Linked DNA regions of Homo sapiens: region 2 is linked to region 1. A link is an interaction called in ENCODE POLR2A ChIA-PET data of the cell type or tissue named here. Cell type or tissue: endothelial cell of umbilical vein. All regions are shown on one strand. Each heading gives the region's core, and the rest is flanking DNA. Links, peaks and the distances in the headings are about the cores only. Region 1 overlaps PARD3 (par-3 family cell polarity regulator). Region 2 overlaps PARD3 (par-3 family cell polarity regulator).

Region 1 (10,309 bases), core at 3,509-6,008:
AATTATGATAATACTTTAGAGCTGTCATATTTTATGAATTTAAACAAATTTTTAATTTACTTTAGAGTTTTTTGTAACTAGTGAAACCTTAGCACTCATAGAAGTAATTGGATTGGCAGCCCCTGAGAAGACTGTTCACCAGCAAAGCAGATTCACCTGCCATAGCCCAGGTATTCCCCAAGCCTGAGGCCCAGCTGGAGGGAGCAGCGAGATTCAGGTCTCCCACCTGCTCCCAGCAATGAATCTTTTGCGGCAGAGTCCGGCACGTCACCTCACATACTGCTCTCAAACCCAGCACATTGTAACATCCCACGAGATCCCGACTTCATGAGCAAGCCAGGCTTCTTTTTTGCTTCTCTCTTGCTGTGACTCAACTACAATGAAAAGTAAAAATCGTTATTTTCTAAGAATGTTGTTGGTTGGGTTTATCATATATCTCCAGCCCTCTTCTCCATATTCTATCACTGTGATTTCATCCACTTCCATGACTTACATTACACTTGTGTATATGTCGATGACTGCCAAAGCTATATCTTCAGTTTCACTTCTCTCCTGAGCTGCAGGCATGGGTTTCTAATGACCCACTCTATGTCTCTCCCTAGATGTCCTTATTCTTCATCGTATTGAGTGTTTATGAAGTGCCTCTTCTGTGGTCAGCACTGGATTAGATGTTTACTTGTATCTCATCTCATATTATTCACATATACTTGAAGCCAATATGATGATTTCTATAAGGGGTATCAGAAGAAATTATTCAAAATATGACAAGAAACTCTGTGCTTTATATTTCATACTTAACAAATTGGTCATTGTGACCCTCTATGAGTTAAGACCACCTTATTTCCAAAAAATTATTTGAAGCAGCTTCTTAAAATAGCTGTTCAAATGAAGTTTACAAGGACACAAAAATGATAGAAAGAACATTACAAAATTGATATGACTACCTAATTGGAATGACAGAGTAATTATAGTTGTACATCAGTTTAATCTCAGAGTTTCCTGGCAGCCAAGGCAAAAAGAACAACATCAAATCCTTAATCTACGATCAGAGGAAATATGTTAGTTCATGTGGAGAATACTTTCACTAGTGCTGAATTCTAGGAGTATTTTTAATATACATACTTGTAATAGATAAATTGTGAAACAGAATAAGCATTTTCAAACAAAGACTTGTTTGAGATTCATGAATTTTCTTATGCTCAATTCTTTGATAAACGTGAGATCATCTGTAGCAACACCTTCTCTGGCATTAAATTGTGCTGTATAATTTCACTGTGAAGTCTATATACATTATAGAAGAAAAATTATATAACAAATCAAATAACATTTTTTAATATAGCTTGCAAAGACACAGAAATATTCCCATTATGACCATTTGTCATATTGGCTTTTGGTCAAATCTGAAGATATATCATTACATTGTAAAGATATTTTCCTGGGATTTAAGTTAATAGAATTTAGAAGTATGCAGCTTTAGAGGTCAATATTCTTGGTCTTATTACAAATAGTAACATGTTCATAGAGAATTTTGTGAATACAAGAAGAAAGAGGAGACTACCAGGAAAGGGGGAAGTCTGTTTCAAACCTCTCTCAGGATAATCACTAGATGATTTCTACCTAAAACTGCAAAATCAGTTTAAGATTCATGTTTTTATCCTATTATTTATTTAAAAATACTCAAATGGTCATCAATTATTTTTATTGCTGTTTCTGGTAGTGCTAATTTTAATACATACCATCACCATTTTTAATCAATTATAAGATTCAGCTTTTCAGAATTTAAAATCCCTGATATCAAGATACTTATTATACAATGGCATTTTAATTGACAGCATTTTCTGTCTTCTTAGACATTTATAAAATGTGTCATGATCAACGGTTTCTTAAATTCAACAATTAAAAGGGTTATAGTTGTTTACTTCGTAAATACTTCCTACAGTTCTGCAACACAAAATTCAGACCATATTCATTAAAAACAAACAAAAAAAAACTTGATTCTGGCAATAGAGGGATAGAGGATTAATTCTTTGAAGTTTTTGACATATAAAAGGGATTGTGGGGTCTCCTTTTATTGGAAAGACAGAGAATTAACACCTTAACTGAATCCATATTGTAATAAACCCTAGGACTTGGAAACAATGTTGCAAATATTAAGTATCGTATAAATTTATCTCTATGGAAAACATCTTCAACTTCATTAAATGTTCTGTATGATGCCACTTATCTATTTCATGCACCCCCATACCTTCTCCAAAAGTTCTCTAGACAATGTTGCACTGAGACCACAGAGATGGCATTTTTAATGTCAAAACAAAATAACGTAGCAGAAACCTATAGAAACAATGTTGTGGTGACAAAATGAAATGTCAGTGGAGGTCTGTTGTAACATAATGTCAAAACAAAATGTCAGCCAAAATCCATGGAGACACTATTATGATATCAAAATGAAACAATGTCAGCGCCAGTCTGTAGAGACATTACAATATGAGAAAAGACAAAACAAAACGGTATCTGTGGAGGCCTGTGACTTCTGAGGCTTAATGTAGCTTCATGTCAGGTGGTTGGCTTGTGCAAACGTGGCTAATATTTCAGTATGTATTTTCTAAGGCTTTTCTTTTCCAGCTCAAGAAAAGGAATCCCAAAGCGGTTCTTTAGTATAAGTGGCTGGGTTAGGCAATTGCTGATATTTATATCTAAATCTATGCCTGTGTCCGTATGTATGTCAGTGTGTTTGTCAGTATCTCTCTCTATTCATTCTGGGCTTCTGATGCTTCCAAACACATCATTAGTCCCATTTGGTCTTGGCTTAGTTTCCCTACACACCAGTACTTGGACATCGGTTGGAAGTATAAAATACAGGCAAGGCAGTGTTCCAATCTGCTTGGGAAGGGTCATGCTGAGTTTTAGCAGATGTTTTGCTCCATTCTTTTCTCCTCTGTCCTCAGGTAGAAGCTGGCACTGCCCCCTTCCTTACTGAGCCTTGAGGCACCAGGTGGTTTTGAAATGTGCCCCTGAATTCCTGTGACCTTTGGCCCTAGAGCTCATGATCTGGCAGCACCTTGGCTGGGTAATACTAGTACTCTGTTTTCCCAGCCCTTTCATAGGAGCTGAAAGATTTTTTTAAAAAATTATATATATAAAGAGAAAAACAAATATTTTAAAAATCTATAATCATATTAAGTTGGGATTTTTTTCCAAAACAAAGTTAGTAAAGTATCAAATTAAAGTAGATATCATTGTGAGACAAATTTTATTATGTAGAGGCAAATTTAGACATTGTAAAGGGAAAATTTTACTATATATATAAACTTATAAAGATCAAAAGGTTTTTATCCACATATTAAGCAATTTGAGTCTGGAATTAAATATTGATTTGTTTTTGTTTTAGAAATTTGAAAATCCCTGAAATTGAGAGAAAAAAAGTCAAACTAGAGAAAAAAAGAAAAAACTCTGCCACAATAGTAAAGATATATTTTTCTCATTTTAATCAGCTGCAGTATAATTTTAAAATCATGTATTAAGCAACAATACAATAAAGTCTCAATTAGCTAGAAACCAAGCAAACCCACAGTTAGCCAATATGTTTCCAAATTACACTTTTAGAAACAAGAGGTAGATACCTATAAAAGTGCTGTTATCGGGGTGAGGTGGGGGGTCTGTCAGAAAAATAGTGAGAAACCAAAAGAACTCAATTTCGTCCTTTTTTTCTACAAAGTACTCAACAGTGAGTCATGAAAATCTCAAAAGTTTTTTTTTTTTAAGTTAAATATCCATTATTCCTTCTTTTCAAGATGGATGAGACCTTTATTACTTTCTAGAAGGATTTTCAAACACAAGGATTGAAACAAAAAAGGCTTTCAGTAAACCTTTGGCTAATCAGCTTACCACTCGGTTCTTCTAAGACTGTGATTTTCAGAAACTTTAATCAGGTTCAGTTTACTTGTATCGATTTGCACGCCTTAGCCACAAAACTACAATATCTACTGGTGGGGATGTGCTGGAGCCTGAAATTGTATTCTTGAGGCATGCGCTTCCATAGTGGTGATAGGAGCATGCAGTGGGAAAAGTGGGAAACGTTCTTTGTCACCAGCATCAGTGGGATACTCCTGAGAGATCAGAATAGGAGCTGGTCACTCTTTAGCAGGAGAACGAAGAGTGAAGACCAGCAAAGATTGAAACAGAGGATTAAAAATTGTATGTCACAGTCACCATATTGACCAGCAGAAGTAAATGTGGGCAAAAACTAAAGCCAAACTGTGATTTTCATCACATGTCAAAGAAAGGAAAACTAGTTTGAGTATAGCACCAGGTCATGTGCTTGGGAGAAAAAGTGTGGAGGACTCGGTTAAATCTTTAAAACAGTATTTGTATTTGGAGCTTTGTAGATTACAAACTCAATGTTTTAAAAATGTACTCCCTAAATTAACCATAAATATTGTAAAAAAGTAATACAGAAATTATTCCTAAAGTGTGTTAGGAAGTGGTGGACATAATTCTGTAATTATAACCAATAGCTGTTACCATTTTGGAACATTTACATCCATGTCTTTCGTCTACTTAAAAAAATATATAAGCATCCATATACCAGTTTTATTCTTGAAAAGACATTTAAGCTATTTGAAAATAATTGAGAATTAAGAATAACAGAAATTAGAAAGTCTAACATTAGAGAGTAAAGCTATTTCTTCCTCTTTTCCTTTTGGAAATCACTCCAAAACAAGAAACAGAATGAGATATAGAAATAGTAACTCTATTTTTGTGAAAATGGACATAGTTAATATAGAATGACAGAATCACACTGGAATGTCAAGAATCAAGCTTATGCACCCCGCACCAAAGATTGCTAGATTCTCTTCGGAAGACATGGAATTGCCCTGGAAAAGGAGTCCACATACACTGTCATGAGAATTCCCAACCAAAAAAGTGACACTCTGCCCAGCCTTCCTGTCCACCATTTCATAAACCCCCCTGAAGCACACAGTGACTAATCTGCTTTTTAGTGCTTCACTCTTAAATATAAAAGGGCAGAAAAACATGTGAAACATTTCAGAAAAGCCATAATTGTGGAAGACAGAGTCCAAAACAAACAACGTTTGTTTGTTTTCTTTAAGAACTTGGAGGAAACATAAAATTAAGAGAAGAGAAAAATATTAAGGAATTATAAACAGTAATTCTGTGAAATAGAAATGATGTTAAAACCATCAAAGATGAACAGGAGGCTATTGAAAGGATTATTGAGTAAATGGGAAAGAACTCTTAGAAAATAATAAATACAATATCAGTATTAAGAAACACAATAGAAGGCTTGATAGATGAGGTTGAGAAGTTTCCCATAAAGGAAAACATGAGCTATAGGACAAAGAGCAGTATAGTGAGAAAGAAAGGAAGTGAAAAGTTCATTCTGGGAGGTCCAATATTTAAAGAAAACAATTTCTAGAAAGAGAGAACAGAGATAATAAAGGATAGATTATTAGAGAAATAACACAAGAATCTTTTCCAGAACTGGAGAACTTAAGATTCCAGATTAAAGAATCACCTAGTGCTGAGCAAAATCAATTTTTCAAAAAGGACAGCATTGTGAAGTTTTGGAATACCAGAAAGAGAAGATCCTGTAAAAAAAAAAAAAAAAAAAATATATATATATATATATATATATATATATATACACACACACACACAATGAAGAGTTGAGAATCAGAATATAATCAGATTTCTTCACATCAGTCTTGTAAGCTAGAAGATAATAGAGCAACACATTCAAATATTGAAGGGTAATGTTTTGTTACCTGAAATTCCATACCTAGCCAAACTGTCAGTGAGTGGTAATGATAGAATACATACATTTAAAGCATGCAAACGCAAAATATTTTAGTTCTAATACCCTTTTAGGCAGCCACCGAATGTGTGCTTTAACAAGTCCCAGGACTTCTGCTGTGCAGAAAACCAGGAAGCAGGCAGCCTAGATTGGCGTATGTGGTGGGAGCTTTTGAGGTTAGAGGGCTCCAGGAAAAAAATTGGGCTTAATAAGCCATGATAGACTTGTTCTCCTGGAAATCTGAAAAATCAGATTGTAAAATCATTTTCATATAAATTTTGCTATAATTATATTGGGAAGATGTGGAAGATGGGAATTTGGAGTCAGAATTTGGATTTGAGTGTAAGAGAGCTAATGCTTCATCTACCTTTGTAGGAAGTCAACAGGTGTGTTTAACAGTAATAAATCAGGAGATAGTGATATAAATATATTACCCAGAAATGTCTAAATACCAGAGGAATTTGGTTAGACATGGCTTATTATTAAATTCCTAGCTTTTGCTTTGTGTAATAGATTCATACTGGCAACTTACATTTAATAATATTGAGCATGGCACTTTCATCATAACTAAATGAAAGTAAGCAATGAAACCATCACTAGCAAGAGTGTATCACAAACCAGGAATTACAATGGATTCATTCTGAGTATCTCAGGTTGAGTTAAAAAGAAATGTCATAGAAAACGACTGAAAGCTTTAAAAGTCTTGGGGTTGGGTGGTCAGAGAGACAAGATGTGATGAAGCAGAAGTTTCATTTAAGAAGTTTCTTTTAATGATTCTTTTAAGGCTTTTAGCATTTTAAAATATAAACTATGCACATGTAGTATTACTTTGAAAAAAAAATGTAATTGACAAAAGAATGTTGCAAGCCCTTTCACAATCTATCAGTAACTCCAAAATCTGTCAATAACTCCAGTTTTCAAAATCTATCAATAACTCCAAACCAATATGGTCACACTGTTTTTGTTTTCCTAATATAATAATTTAACTAAATCTGAAATGAGAAGTTAAATTAATTAACATTTCTATGTCATTTATTCCCTCTCTCCAGATAAATAATGGCCAAGTTGTAAATAGAAAAAAAAGCTCAGAAAATTATTAATGAATAATTATGAAGTTCATCAAGAGCATAAATAGAAGTAAAAAAATCAATCAGGAAGAATATTTTAATGATCTTTAAAATGTTTTAAAAACAGTAATACAAACTCTTCATTAATGGTTTCTTTTTAGAAAACTGGTTATTAGATGTATGTTTCACTACTTTTATTCTAATTCTCAAAGAAGTTTCAGAGTTAGCCTCTTATGAAACTTACAGGTGATATATCTCTTGTTACATTATTTAATATTCTGAGTCATTTCAAGAAAGTCTGTAGAATTTAGCCATGATTTAGAATTATGACATGATTTGGAATTAAGTACTGCATTGCACTGGAATTTTTTCTTTTAAAAAAACATAGCTTAGTTTCGTATAGTGTTTTGCAATTATGCTGTCATTAAAGACAGAAAGCAAAAACAAAGAAAATGTTCGCCTTGAATTCTTTGTAATCATTTCATGATTAAAGAATTAAAATAATGGTTCTATAATTAGTTTCTATGCCTGAATGATAAAACCTTTCTAATATGAAGAAGAACATGATAATCATTTTATTGTGTCATCAAAACCCATCAGGTTTTGTAATTTAATTTCCATTGCCTTTTTATTTCAGTTTTTTGTTGTTGTTGTTGTTGTTTTGAGACAGAGTCTTGCTCTGTTGCCAGGCTGGGGTGCGGTGGCACGATCTCAGGTCACTGCAACCTCCACCTCCTGGGTTCAAGCGATTCAGCTTCCCAAGTAGCTGGAACTACAGGCATGCACCACCACACCCAGCTAATTTGTATATTTTTAGTAGAGACAGGGTTTCACCATGTTGGCCAGGATGGTCTTGATCTCTTGACCTCGTGATCCACCTGCCTTGACCTCCCAAAGTGCTGGGATTACAGGCATAAGCCACCGCCCCCAGCCTTTATTTCAAATTTTTATAATGTATTCCTGTTTTTCACTCTTTTTAGTTTGTCAAGATTTTTCACCTGTAACATTGAATTTCATTTGCTCTTTAATCAGACACCTAAATGTATATTTTAGTTTGAGGCACAGACTTCAACTGTGGGTCACAACTGGCTGAACTTTGTATCCCCAGTGGTTTTATTGAATGAATAATATAATCCACAAACTTTCTTCAGTTCTCTAACCTATTAGAATCCCTTACACGTCCTTGCCATTTGTTAGAGAATTCAAGAAAATCACACTATGAAAAGTAAGTGCACTTTGGGCATTAACCATTATAACTGCTTTCTTGCATTGTGCCAAGAAAAATGATGCCTGCCTGCCTTCCTGCCTTCCTGCCTTCCTTCCTTCCTTCCTTCGTCCTTTCTTCCTTCCATCCGTCTTTCCTTCTTTCCTCCCTCCCTCCCTGCCCCCCGCTTCCTTTCCTTTCCCTTGTTTCTTTTCTTTGTTTCTTTCTTTTTCTTTGACAGAGTCTCGGTCTTTCACCCAGGCTAGAGTGCAGTGGTGCAATCATGGTTCACTGCAGCCTCAAACTCCTGGGCTCAAGCAATTCTCCTGCTTCAGCCTTCCAAGTAGCTGGGCCTACACGCACCACCACACCCAGCTAATTTTTTTTTTTTTAGAGATGGGGTCTTGCGATGTTGCCCAGGCTTGTCTCAAACTACTAGCTAAAGCGATGCTCCCATCTTGGCCACCCAAAGTGTTGGGATTACAGGGATAAGCCCCGGCACCCAGCCAACATTTTATTTTCTAAAGTGCATTTAAATTCATAGGTATACCCCGAAAACATTTTCTCTCATCTTTTACTTGCTTAAATCTATGTTAAGATTGCCTGCTAGGGAGTCAAGAGACTTGGGAGGCCCAGACCTCAGCCCCTGCCCTTTGTCCACGTACCTCACAGGGTCTTGAGGAAGTCCACCATCTTTGAGGTTTAAAGCTCTTAACACACATTCTCACAATAGTCACTCTTATTCGAATATGGTTTCTTAAACCAAAACCTTGATAATTAGTTTGACAATGATAATTTTTAAAAACTTGCTAAGCAGTGTTACTTTAGTGCTGAGTTTTCAGTAGATGCCCCATTGGAGGTATGGCTGTGATAGATTCAGCTGTCCTTTTGAGTAGAGACCAGCTTGGATCATTTTTGTGACACTAGGTAAGATCAGCTACCTAGGGCTTTCTTGTGTGTATTTATTGCTGGGTCCTGAAATTATGTATGTCTTTGCGCTTGCATGTTCTCTGTTGCTGGAGGACTTCCCCTCAAAAAGTAAAACTAAATTTTTCTTACTCCTGCCTGAGACCAATGACAAGCTAATAAGGAAGAGTGATGAAAGTAATAAAATAGGGCGAGGGGTACATTCCTGAGGTTTTGTTGCTTATAAAATGATAGTCCTGTTACCCAGAGACCACAGAGGGACTTGGAGTAAGATCTAGTCCTGAGGCTTTCCGATGGAGAGATGACCTCCCTGTGATCCATAAAGCATCTGGAGAACTGGAGCTATCACATCAGAAGCAAATGCAGGATTAACAGCTTTGGAGACCACCTTTTTAACCCAGAGAGCATAGCTGTATGTTTTTAATTTGTTATGATTTATTACACTGAAATTGGTGTGAAATGGACAACAAATCATGGGTGTCAGAATCTGGAAATGAATTTTATCAGCTGAGCAAAGTGAGTACCTTTGGGATTTGCATGAGTTTCTCATAATTCTTTTTATATTACAGATGATGAGTAAAACTGTGAAAATAAACTGAAAATGACATGATATTTCCTAAGTAGTTAATTTCACATGTATACATAGACACATATAAATATAGCCACTTAGCCTCAGTTTAGACTTTCTCTATAATTCAGGGTGATTTGTACATAACCACAGAAATATTTGTCTAAAAACCTCAAAGTCAGTATCAAGACCATTTGTGCAATATCATAAATGTCTGGGATTATCATAGAAAAATGCAAAGACTATAACAAGATATTTACCAACTATAATTTTTTTCAATGTTCAAATTTGGAAAAGAGAGTTTAGACTTACATACCAGTATACAAGTGGTAAGATTAAAGAAGGATCCATCCCAAAATTTCAGATGTTATAAATACCCTGAAGCATCACAAAAAAAGCGGCCCTTGTTAGAAACTAACTTTGCATGCATAATTAATGTGGGCACCACATTCCTACTTCACAACCAGAAGAGAAATTGAATTCAGGTGTTTGGTGAACATATGGGGGATTTACTGTGAATTTATGACCTGTGATTTGAGTGTAAAACCCCAAGATACTTGCTGATAAAACTTAATGAAGCTTGCGCAGAGGAGCTATTTTTATTTGTAGTTTGATAATTGATACATTTCTTGGTTTAACCCTCCCACCCTTCCTCCATTCCTCATAAGTCTTCCAGCCTGAGAGATAGAGCCATAGTGAATAGCCACAGTCTTTTTAGCCAGCTTGGC
Region 2 (10,309 bases), core at 3,283-5,782, 550 kb before region 1:
TGCTTTATTTTCTGGATGTTCTCCTTCCCTTCCCCCCACCAATCTTCTGTTTTTCTTCTGTGTTCTGATGTGCCTTGGTGTATGTCTGCTTTTATACATTGTGTTGGGGTCTCTATGGAACTTTTTAATGTGGAAACATATGTCATTTTGGGGAATTAAGTTGAAATTGTTTTTGGTTATTTCTCTGTTTTCCCAATTCTCTTTTTCTAGAACTCCTGTTATTCAAGTTGCTTGACTTACTTGACTGGTCTAATTTTATTATTAGCCTTTTTTATCTTCTTTGTCTTTTTTTTTTTTCCAACTTCCTAGGGGAGATATTTTCAACTTCTCTTAATTTTCCTATTGAGCTCTTAGTATTTTGTTTAGTTTTTTTTGGACAGAGTGTCTGTCACACAGGCTAGAGTGCAGTGGCCCAGTCGTAACTCACCATAGCCTTGAACTCCTGGGCTCAAGCAGTCTTTCTGCCTCAGCCTCCTGAGTAGCTGGGACTGTGGGTGCATGCCACCACACCTGACTTATTTTTATGGTTTTTTTTTTTGTACAGATGGGATCTTGCTGTGTTGCCCAGGCTGGCCTTAAACTCCTGGCCTCAAGCAGTTCACCTGCCTTGGCCTCCAAAGTGCTGGGATTACAGGAATGAACCACTGTGCCTGGCCTGTTTTTCATATTTTAATTCCAAAATACTTTTTTTAAAAAAATTCTCTCTCACCACGTTTCTTTCTTTCTTGCTTTCCTCCCTTCTCATATTCCTCTGCAACCTGAATGTACCACCATCTGACCTCTCTCAGGATACCAGTGATGGATTTTTAGTAGCATCTTTTTATACAGTCTCTGGTTCTTTCAAGTTGTGTTTACTATTTGTTTTGTTCTCTCTTCCATCCTTGGGGTGTTCTTAAAAGTCTGTCTCTCCATGGTTGGCTCTGACCTAAGGCACTAATGGTAACTTGAGAGCACTGAGTTCAGGCACGGGCGTACACTGTGAGCTTCACTGGGTGGTCCCTGGACTGGGCCAGATTCCCCCCTGCCTTTTCTCTTTAGATGGATAGAGGCCCAGGGAAAGATCTTCCCACCTCTAGCCTTGGGGGGATAAGCCCTGGCTGGCATTCTGAGAGCAAGTGGAAGCAGAGGGCTGGATTTTTCTGTAATCAGTACGTAAATATTCACTTGGCTCCTCTCATTTTCAACAAGGCACCTCTACAATTGTTCCTCCTCTAGTTTCTCAGTCCAGACCTGCTGTCTGAGCCTGCAGTGAGCCGCCAGGGGCTGGGAGGGGCAGTCACTGTGCTCTCTGGAAGCATTGGGAAGCTGGGGCTTTAATTACTACAGACTTTCAGACAGTATTGTTATTTTTCCTCCCATCTTTTACATTTATTATTATTTTAATTTTATTATTATTATTTTTTCTGAGACACGGTCTTACTGTGCCCAGGCTGGAATGCAGTGACGCAGTCATGGCTCACTGCAGCCTGAAATTCCCCAGGGTCAGGTGATCCTCCCACCTCAGCCTCCTAGGTGGCTGGGACTACAGGTATGCACTATCATGCCTGGCTTTTTTTTTTTTAATATTAAAATTGTTTTATTATCATTATTATTTTGAGACGGAGTGTTGCTGTTGCCCAGGCTGGAGTGCAGTGGCGCAATCTCAGCTCACTGCAACCTCTGCCTCCCGGGTTCAAGCGATTCTCCTGCCTCAGCCTCCTGAGTAGGTGGGATTACAGGTGCCCGCCACTATGCCCGGCTAATTGTTTTGTATTTTTAGTAGAGACTTGCTTTCACCATGTTGGCCAGGCTGGTTTCAAACTCTTGACCTCAAGTGATCCACCCACCTTGGCCTCCCAAAGTGCTAGGATTACAGGCGTAAGCCACCACACCCAGCCAAAATTGTTTTATTATTATATTTTAGAGACAAGCTCACTGTAGCCTCGAACCCCTGGGCTCAAGAGATCCTCCACCTTAGCCTCCCAAGTAGCTGGACTATGGGCACAGGTGCACACCACCACACGTTGGTGATTTTTCCAGTTTTTTTGTAGAGATGGGGCCTCACTACGTTCCCCAGACTAGTCTGGAGCTCCTGGGCTTGAGTGATCCTCCTGTCCCTGCCTCCCAAAGCACTGGGAGTATAGGCATAAACTACCGTGCCTGGCCCCTTCCCATCCTTGTTCCGGTGTTCTGACATTCTTGGTTCTCCCCATTCCAGAGCCTCTTACCGGCTCTGTTGGGGAAGTCTTGCTGCTTCTTGGCTTTCCCCACAGTTACCTTGGGGTTCCCTTTCTTGGTTCTGCAAAATGTGTCGCCTCTGGGCCATCTGCTTCTCAGCTTCCAAAAACTGTGTTTCCCTCATTTCCCTCTGTTCTCTTTGTCTTTGTGCGATTATGCTTGGAAACAACAACAACAACAACAACAACAACAACAACAACAACAACATCCCCGCGTGTATTGTGGTTTCAGTGGGCTTTCAGTAGGAAATAAAAATAAGTGTGTCTTTTTGATATGATGTTTTTACCCTTTCATTTTTATCTTTGTGTTCACAGCGTTCTGAATCACCTCTGCCATTCTTCCCTGCTGCTCACACCCTTCCCCCTGCTCAGGGTCCTCCTCTTGTGCCCTGTCCCTCTGGTCTGCTCATTCTGCTAAAACCTCCCCATGAAGACCTTTCCAAGTGAGAGTGATCTTTCCTTCCTGAATTCACAAAACATTTTTTTTTTGGTGTAGTTTTCTTTGAACACGTGGTCTACCTCTTTTTTATGACTTATATTTTGTCAGATAAATTTTATTTTATTTTTGAGATGGAGTCTCACTCTGTTGCTCAGGCTGGAGTGCAGTGGTGTGATCTCAGCTCACTGCAACCTCCGCCTCCCAGGTTCAAGTGATTCTCCTGGGACTACAGGAGAAAGAGGAGCTGGGACTACAGGCGCACGCCACCATGCCTGGCTAATTTTTATGCTTTTTGTAGAGACAGGGTTTCATCATGTCGGCCAGGCTGGTCTCTAACTCCTGACCTCAGGTGACCCACCTGCCTCAGCCTCCCAAAGTACTGGGATTATAGGTGTGAGCCACTGCGCCTGGCCTGTCAGATAAATTTTAATTTCTGATGTTGGGTGATGATTGTTTCTTTGCCTTCATGCAATGCTTTGCATGTAGTAAATACTCAAATTTTTTTTTTATCAACATAGATTTTTTTCAGTGATCTTTTTCTGGTCTTAAGTTAGACAGGATATTGACCATTGCTGTATGCCATGGTTAATGAAAAAGTAGGGTGCTATTTCTAGTTGCAGATACTTTTCTTGAAATTTGCACATGTGGGTAATATGCGGAGCCTATGCATTATACATGTCATAACTCACAAAAGCTCGCCTTAGGACTTTGCACTGTTTTCTCTTACCACATCCTGGAGTAGAGTGGGCCTCAGCATTCCTTGCAACTTGCATCTTGTAGAGTTACCTCTGCTTCCATTCTTAGTCTTAGGAAATGTTTTGTCTAGCACTAGGCAAGGTGAAGTTGATGTTCTTTATCTGAATAAGAGCAGTGATTCTTCATGTGGTTTTGTCTCCAGGTTTCTTCGGTGGGTTTGGACCTATCCTTGGGAGCCTTGCCCCATGAGGACATTCACTGCTTGATCATCTATTTGATGGATGAACTCTGCCCCTCGTTTATTGCTGTGTGTGATGGACTTTTGGTTGTCATAATACACAATTATTGTTAGTGTTTAACTCTTTTGTTATTTTAAATGGACATATCCTGAATGAGAAACATTCTTCTTCTTTTTTAGTTGAATGTTCTGTCATGTTTGTTTATTCACCCAATGACTGATACAATTATTGTAGAATTAGAATTTATTGGTAGTATAAAAAGTGGCTTATCATAACTTTTATCTTCCCCCTAAGAGACGGGGCCTCACTCTGTTGCCCAGGCTGGAGTGCAGTGATACAATCACAGCTCACTGCAGCCTTGAATTTTTGTGCTCAAGGGATCCCCCTGCCTTAGTCTCCCAATTAGCTGGGACTGCAGGTGTGGGTCACTATGCCTTGGCCTTCTAAAGTTCTGGGATTACAGGGATGAGCCATCATGCCGGACCTTATCACAATTTTTTGCTCAGCTACATTTCTGAGTGTCTATGGACTGGACAGTAGAGATTCCTACTGTTATTATTTTAAACTTTTTAATGCAAACTACTACAAAGTGGAATCAATAAGTATGCGCTAACTTTTTCTCACTGGATACTGGACTCTTCCCTTGAAAATAAAGCAAGTCCTCTGTTCATTGAAAGAGAATTATGGTATGAAAGCTGCCAGTTAAAATTTCCCAAGAGACCACTGTTCTACGGAGTTGTATTTTTCAGTGGCAAAAATATCCTTCCTGGTTTTTAAACTCTTGTGGGAGGAGGTCATTTTTATATGTTTATTTTTTATGTTTTATTTATTATTTTTTTATTTTTAATGCAGCATGCTCTGTTGGGGTTACTGTTGATCTCCTGCTCAGTTCTTTTCAAAACGTCATATCCATTCAGCACATTTTTGTGGAGTGGCATTTAATAAGTGGCAGCCTGATATTTGCCTTGGCATGATGTTATCATGATTGCTTGGCATAGCTGACTGTTGAGTCAGGACCCCTCCGGAGGCAGGAGTCAACCATTGACTCTCAAAATTAGAAAAGCCTTGATCAGTTAGTTGGAGGATTACAAGCCAAGTTTATAGAGTATTTCAAAGAGAGGGTAACATATTCTGCTGATAGACCAAATAAGATGAGGACAGACAACAGACTTTTGTGTTAAGCATCGTGGAGGCTGCTGTGGATATGATGGAAGAGGAAGCCTGATTGGAATGGGGTTATGGGAGGAAGACACACTTGAAGCAAGTATAGACAATTTTTAAAAAAAATTTGCTGTGAAGATCATCAAAGAATTGGTATAATAACCGGAAGGTAAAGTAGTGTCAACAAAAGGTTTTGTGCTGCATATGTAAAAATAATTCACAGCCTTTAAAGGCTCACGCTTGACACCTGACTCTATCTTCCATACGATTGTGGTTTTTAGGAACATTAACAGTGGGACAGGCTGGGCTCAGTGGCTCATGCCTATCATCCCAGCACTTTGGGAGGCTGAGGTGGGAGGATTGCTTGAGCCCAGGAGTTGGAGGCTGCATTGAGCTATGATTGCACCATTGTACTTCAGCTTGGATGACAGAGCGAGACTGTCTCTAAACAAAAGAAAACAGTGGGCTGGAGTTAGACTGCTGATCTGCTTTGGGGGTGTGATGGTCAGGAAAAGCTCTTGGAGAAGAGGATGCCTGAGAAGTCTTGATGGACAGACAGGGCTGGCCTGGAGGGTAAGGTGTGGTCCAGGCATTGGAGGCCTTGGGCACAGAGTGGGGGGAAAATGGTGCAGGGCCTAACAGGCTGTGAAAGGGAAAGTGCTGGGGAAAAGGTGGAAATGTAGCAAGTTCTGAAGGATGAAGTTATGAGGTTGAGAAAGTCCATAGGTGCGGATTTATTTCCAAGGGGTGGCTACAAATATTATATAAAGGCTGCAGATAATGATCTCATCTGGAGGGAGTGAACAGGATTAGGAGGCTTAAAGAATGGTTTCATAAGCCACATTTTGGAGGTTGGTGTGCTTGTGTGTGTGGAAGTATTTTAGAAACGAAAGTTGATATTTAAGTTGATTGGGTCACCCTTGAGCTTGCTTGGTGGGAAGAGGTGGGCAGGATGTGGCTATTCTAAGTGGCCAGGGGACACCTCTTTCTTATTCACCCCCAGGACATTATTTCCAATTTTCCTTGAAGAGGAAATACCATTTACCATCAGTAAATGGTTTTGGGACTTCATTCTTTGGGGACTCAACACATCTGGAGATGCCAAATTCTGGAGCTGTCTCAGTGGCAGGTGTCCCAGGGACTCCTGGATGATGTTGTAATTGGGATTCATGTGCAGTCAGAATAGGCCCCACAAATGAAGAGGATGCCAACGTGTGTGTGTGTGTGTGTGTGTGAGTGTTTGTTTTACAAACTTACTCTCTGTGTTCTAGATAAATGATTCCTTTCATAGAGGTCCAGATAGATGAGGGTGCAGAGGAACTCTGTTACTTGCAAAATGGTTTTAACGGTAATGTTTAATAACTTTGAGGATTAAGGTCTGAGTTACTTGCTGTGCTGGTTAAAAAGTGACAAGGATTGGTCATTCTGCATTTTTAAAATAAGTGTTCCGTTTCAGTGATACTTAGGCATGCTTTGTTAGAGATGGACTTGGAGAGCTTCTTAATAATATGGATTCTCCCCGCACCCCTGCTCCAGGGTCTTAGTCAGTAGATCTGGAACAGGGTCCAGGAATCTGTATTTTAACTCTTCATTAATCATTAGCCTCCTTCTTCCAATCTTTGCTTCAGGAAAGAACTGTATCAAACATCATCTTTAGGTATGAAGAATGGAGGATTGAACTTCTGGATAGCAATTGTGTTGCAGAATGAAAGCAGTAGGGAATGGTGAAACATGCAATTTAGTATATTTTCATCTGAATATGTACGTAAGAGTGATGTAGAAGTTCAGAAACACACAACTATGTTTCTTCTTCAGATCATTTGAAAGCAGAGTTTTAAGGATTTTAAAATATACGTACACCATATAGAAGTGTATAAAATTTAAAATGATGTCCTTTTTTTTCCTTCTCCTCAATCCCACTGCAGGATAACCACTGCAAATTTTGAGGGGGGTGTGTGTGTGTGTGTGTGTTTACGCATTTTAATATGTGTGTGTGTGTGTGTGTGTGTGTCATTTTGTCTCTGTAAAAAGAGGCTCAAGCCACACAGGATGTGCTTTGTTCACTACGGTCTTGTCAGCATCCTTCTGTGTCCCTATCTTTAGACCTATTTGTAAGAAACACTTGGAGCCACCAGGGTGTGCAAACTACTTTTTGCAGATAAGCAAAAATACAAATTCTTCAGACACATAATATATGCTGTTTGCTTATTAGAATATTTCTGTAGATTGCATTGGGGGTTAATAAGTATAATAAGTATTTCATATATTGGGCAATAGGAAATCTAGTATGCTTTAGAGAAATCAGTATTACTTATGCAGTACATATTGCAGGTTTGTGCAGTTCCTATCATAATAGAGTATCAGCATCAGAGCCAAAGGGAAGAGTGTGTATGAGTCACTCCATCATAAAAGGAGCAGTGACTCAATACCAAACTTAGGGTGCTGTCTGAATTTTTAATCAGTTGCAGTATTGTTGATATGAGGTTGATTCCTTTTTATGGGCAGGAAGTTATCACGGTTTAAAATGTCTAATTCCCTTTTGGTGATGCTAACTTGCTATATTCAGTGTTTCTGTTCTTTCGTATAGGATCCAAACTACTGGATACAGGTGCATCGCTTGGAACATGGAGATGGAGGAATACTAGACCTTGATGACATTCTTTGTGATGTAGCAGACGATAAAGACAGAGTGAGTTCAGGTCCTGGGGAACCTGTTCTGAATGCATTTTTTTTTTTTGAGGACTAGGGAGCGGGTGCGATTCTTTTCCTTTCTGTTTTAGACACATACTTTAAATTATGTGTGGGCCACCCACTCTAGTATATTTTCTTTTATAATAAGTATCATGAATCTTCACTGTCCTGAATACCAAGGTATAATGATTTTCTTGATACCTGGGACTTAACACTAGGTTTTGGGGTTTTAAAACTACACTTTTACAATGGAAATATCACAAAAAGATTTCTATGCCATATTCTGCCTTAATTTAACCAAACATAACATCTTTCTTCACAACTCGGGCCTGTCCTTATCATCTCCGTGTATACAACATGCAGCCATTCTGCATTCTGGTCCCAGCGTTGGCCCTGAGAAGATCCATCCCAACCGTGGCCTTGGCGGTGCACCGTGCTCCTGTGCAGTGGGCGAGTGTGTCCCAGGCAGCCTACCCTGTGCAGGGCCTGGCCCTCAGGAAGCTCAGCCTTGCTGTGCGATGGGCCATTTGTGTCCCGGGCAGCCTCTCCTGTGCAGGGCCTGGATCTCAGGAAGCTCGGCCTTTTCTCCATCAGTGCTCTGATGCTCTGTGTGTGCTTCCCCAGTCTTTACTGTGGTCTGTGAGTTTGGCTCCTGGACCTATCCACCTACTGCTCTTCAGTGTTCCCTCCCACTACCCCACTTTTTTTCTGTACTCTTGAGAGGAATGAGGAAGAGGAAGAGGAGGGGGAGGAGGAACGTTCAGCGTTTTGAGAATGCGTGACAGGATGTTCGGCTCTGGATGTAGAAGTCAGCAAATTCTTTTTTTTTTTTTTTTTTGAGATGGAGTCTTGCTCTGTTGCCCAGACTGGAATGCAGTGGCGTGATCTCGGCTGCTCACTGCAACCTCTGCCTCCTGGGTTCAAGCGATTCTCCTGCCTCAGCCTTTTGACTAGCTGGGATTATAGGCGTGCACCACCACGCCTGGCTAATTTTTGTATTTTTAGTAGAGACATGGTTTCACCATGTTGGTCAGGCTGGTCTTGAACTCCTGACCTCATGATCCGCCTGCTTTGGCCTCTCAAAGTGTTGGCATTACAGATGTGAGCCACCACACCCGGCCCTGGCCACTCCTTTTGTATTTGGCTTATAAGGAATTGCAGAAGGGCTCATAGCCACATACATAGTTACATCAGCATGGTAGTATGGAGGCAGCGGCCTGGTCGACTGTCTCCTAAAACCTCCCTGCACAGGGTATTTAACCAGCTAGGTTACATCGTGAGGTCAGAAGATGGTAAGATCACCCAGATATTCACTCTGCTTCCTACTGGGGCTCCTTCTCATTCCTGGCCCTCTCCCCACCGGCCTGCTCTTCTTTCCCTCAGCTGTGAGCTGGGTGCACACAGCTGTTGTGTCTTGTTCACACCTATATTCCTGACAGTTAGCATCATGCCTGGCTGAGAGTTGGTGCATATCTTAAATGTTTTCTTGAAATTTCAAGTAAGACAAAAAATATCAAATACCAAATAGTGTATAAATTTGGAAGATTAGATTCACTGTTGCACCTGTCATGGTGGAATTTGTCCCATGTGGCTCCTGTGGGTCAGGAATACATTGTATCAAAAAATGCAGATCCTGGCTAACAAGGTGAAACCCCGTCTCTATTAAAAATACAAAAAATTAGCCGGCTGTGGTGGCGGGTGCCTGTAGTCCCAGATACTCAGGAGGCTGAGGCAGGAGAATGGCGTGAACCTGGGAGGTGGAGCTTGCAGTGAGCTGAGATCACACCACTGCACTCCAACCTGGGCAACAGAGCTAGTCTTAAAAAAAAAAAAAAAAAAAAAAAAGCAGAAGTTTTCTGCCGACTTATGTTCTGATGCTATTTTTCTTGGTGCCGTTTCTCCTTCTTGGGCTTTTGAGTGAGCCAGGCTTAGGGTAACTCTGAAATCCTTTTCTGCAGTCCACATGAAGAGTACCATCTTTCATTTATTGTGTGGCTCAATTCCAACACTCAAGGCAACTACAGAGATTTATGAAGAATTTAAACAGGTGCTCTTTTTCCACCAGAGTATTAGAAAGCGATGAATTAACGTATCAATCTTTCAATGTCTTCCTCTTCTCCCTTCTTCTTCGTCCTTCTTTTTTTTGTTTCTTTTTTTTTTTCTTCTCCCTCTCTTTCTCAGTCTCTCTCTCTTGCTGTTACTTCCTATGTAAAAATAGCACAACTCCTTGTGAGGAAAAATTGGAAAATGCAGAAACATACAAAGGAATTAATCACCTGACATCCTGCTATTGCTGAGAGCTTATCACTGTTGTTTGAGATTTTCATCCTGACTCTTCCCTTTCTTCAGATAGATAGAAACACAGTCTTTTTCTTTTAAATAAAGAGACTTGAATAGTAGTTTTTTGTTTTGAGGTTAGCATATATATATTTCTGTGTCCATGAACCATAGCTATGCCAACATGGCTGTGTAGTCTTTTGTTTTAATTTAATTTATTTATTTAGAGACCCAGGCTGGAGTGCAGTGGTGTAATTATAGCTCACTGCAGCCTCAACCTCCCAGGTTCAAGTGATCCTCCTGCCTCAGCCTCTTATTTTTAAAAAAGTTTTATTCTAGATTCAGGGGTACATGTGCAGGTTTGTTATATAGGTAAATTGAGTGTCATAGGGGTTTGGCATACAGATTAGTCACCCCAGGTGATAAACATAGTACCCAATAGGCTAATTTTTTGATCCTCTCCCTCTTCAAGTAGGCCCTGCTGTCTGTTGTTTTCCTCTTTATGTCCACGTGAGATCATGCATTATTTGGTTTTCTCTTCCCATGTTAGTTCACTTAGCAATAATAGCCTCTAGCTCCATTCATGTTGT

Evidence for each region. ChIA-PET counts read pairs that join two places held together with the same protein. Peaks named below come from ENCODE experiments on the same cell type or tissue, not always from the same donor. Only the 100,000 strongest peaks of a DNase experiment are listed, where the experiment ranks them.
Region 2: POLR2A ChIA-PET joins it to region 1 with 10 read pairs; 1 of 35 experiments calls an interaction of 5 or more read pairs at or near these places.

Annotation. Positions count from the first base shown.
Region 1 is chr10:34,140,546-34,150,854 of GRCh38, reverse strand. All of the region lies in intron 22 of PARD3 (par-3 family cell polarity regulator), which reads left to right. Among named protein-coding and RNA genes, the nearest start is that of LINC02629, 240 kb to the right of the region's middle. In endothelial cell of umbilical vein, for the core only: no CTCF peak of the experiment used is centred there; a DNase peak (open chromatin) is centred at 4,984; H3K27ac peaks cover 505 bases.
Region 2 is chr10:34,693,449-34,703,757 of GRCh38, reverse strand. It overlaps PARD3 (par-3 family cell polarity regulator), which reads left to right. Exons shown (of 25, transcript NM_001184785.2): 2 at 7,339-7,440. Among named protein-coding and RNA genes, the nearest start is that of PARD3, 120 kb to the left of the region's middle. In endothelial cell of umbilical vein, for the core only: no CTCF peak of the experiment used is centred there; a DNase peak (open chromatin) is centred at 4,577; H3K27ac peaks cover 468 bases.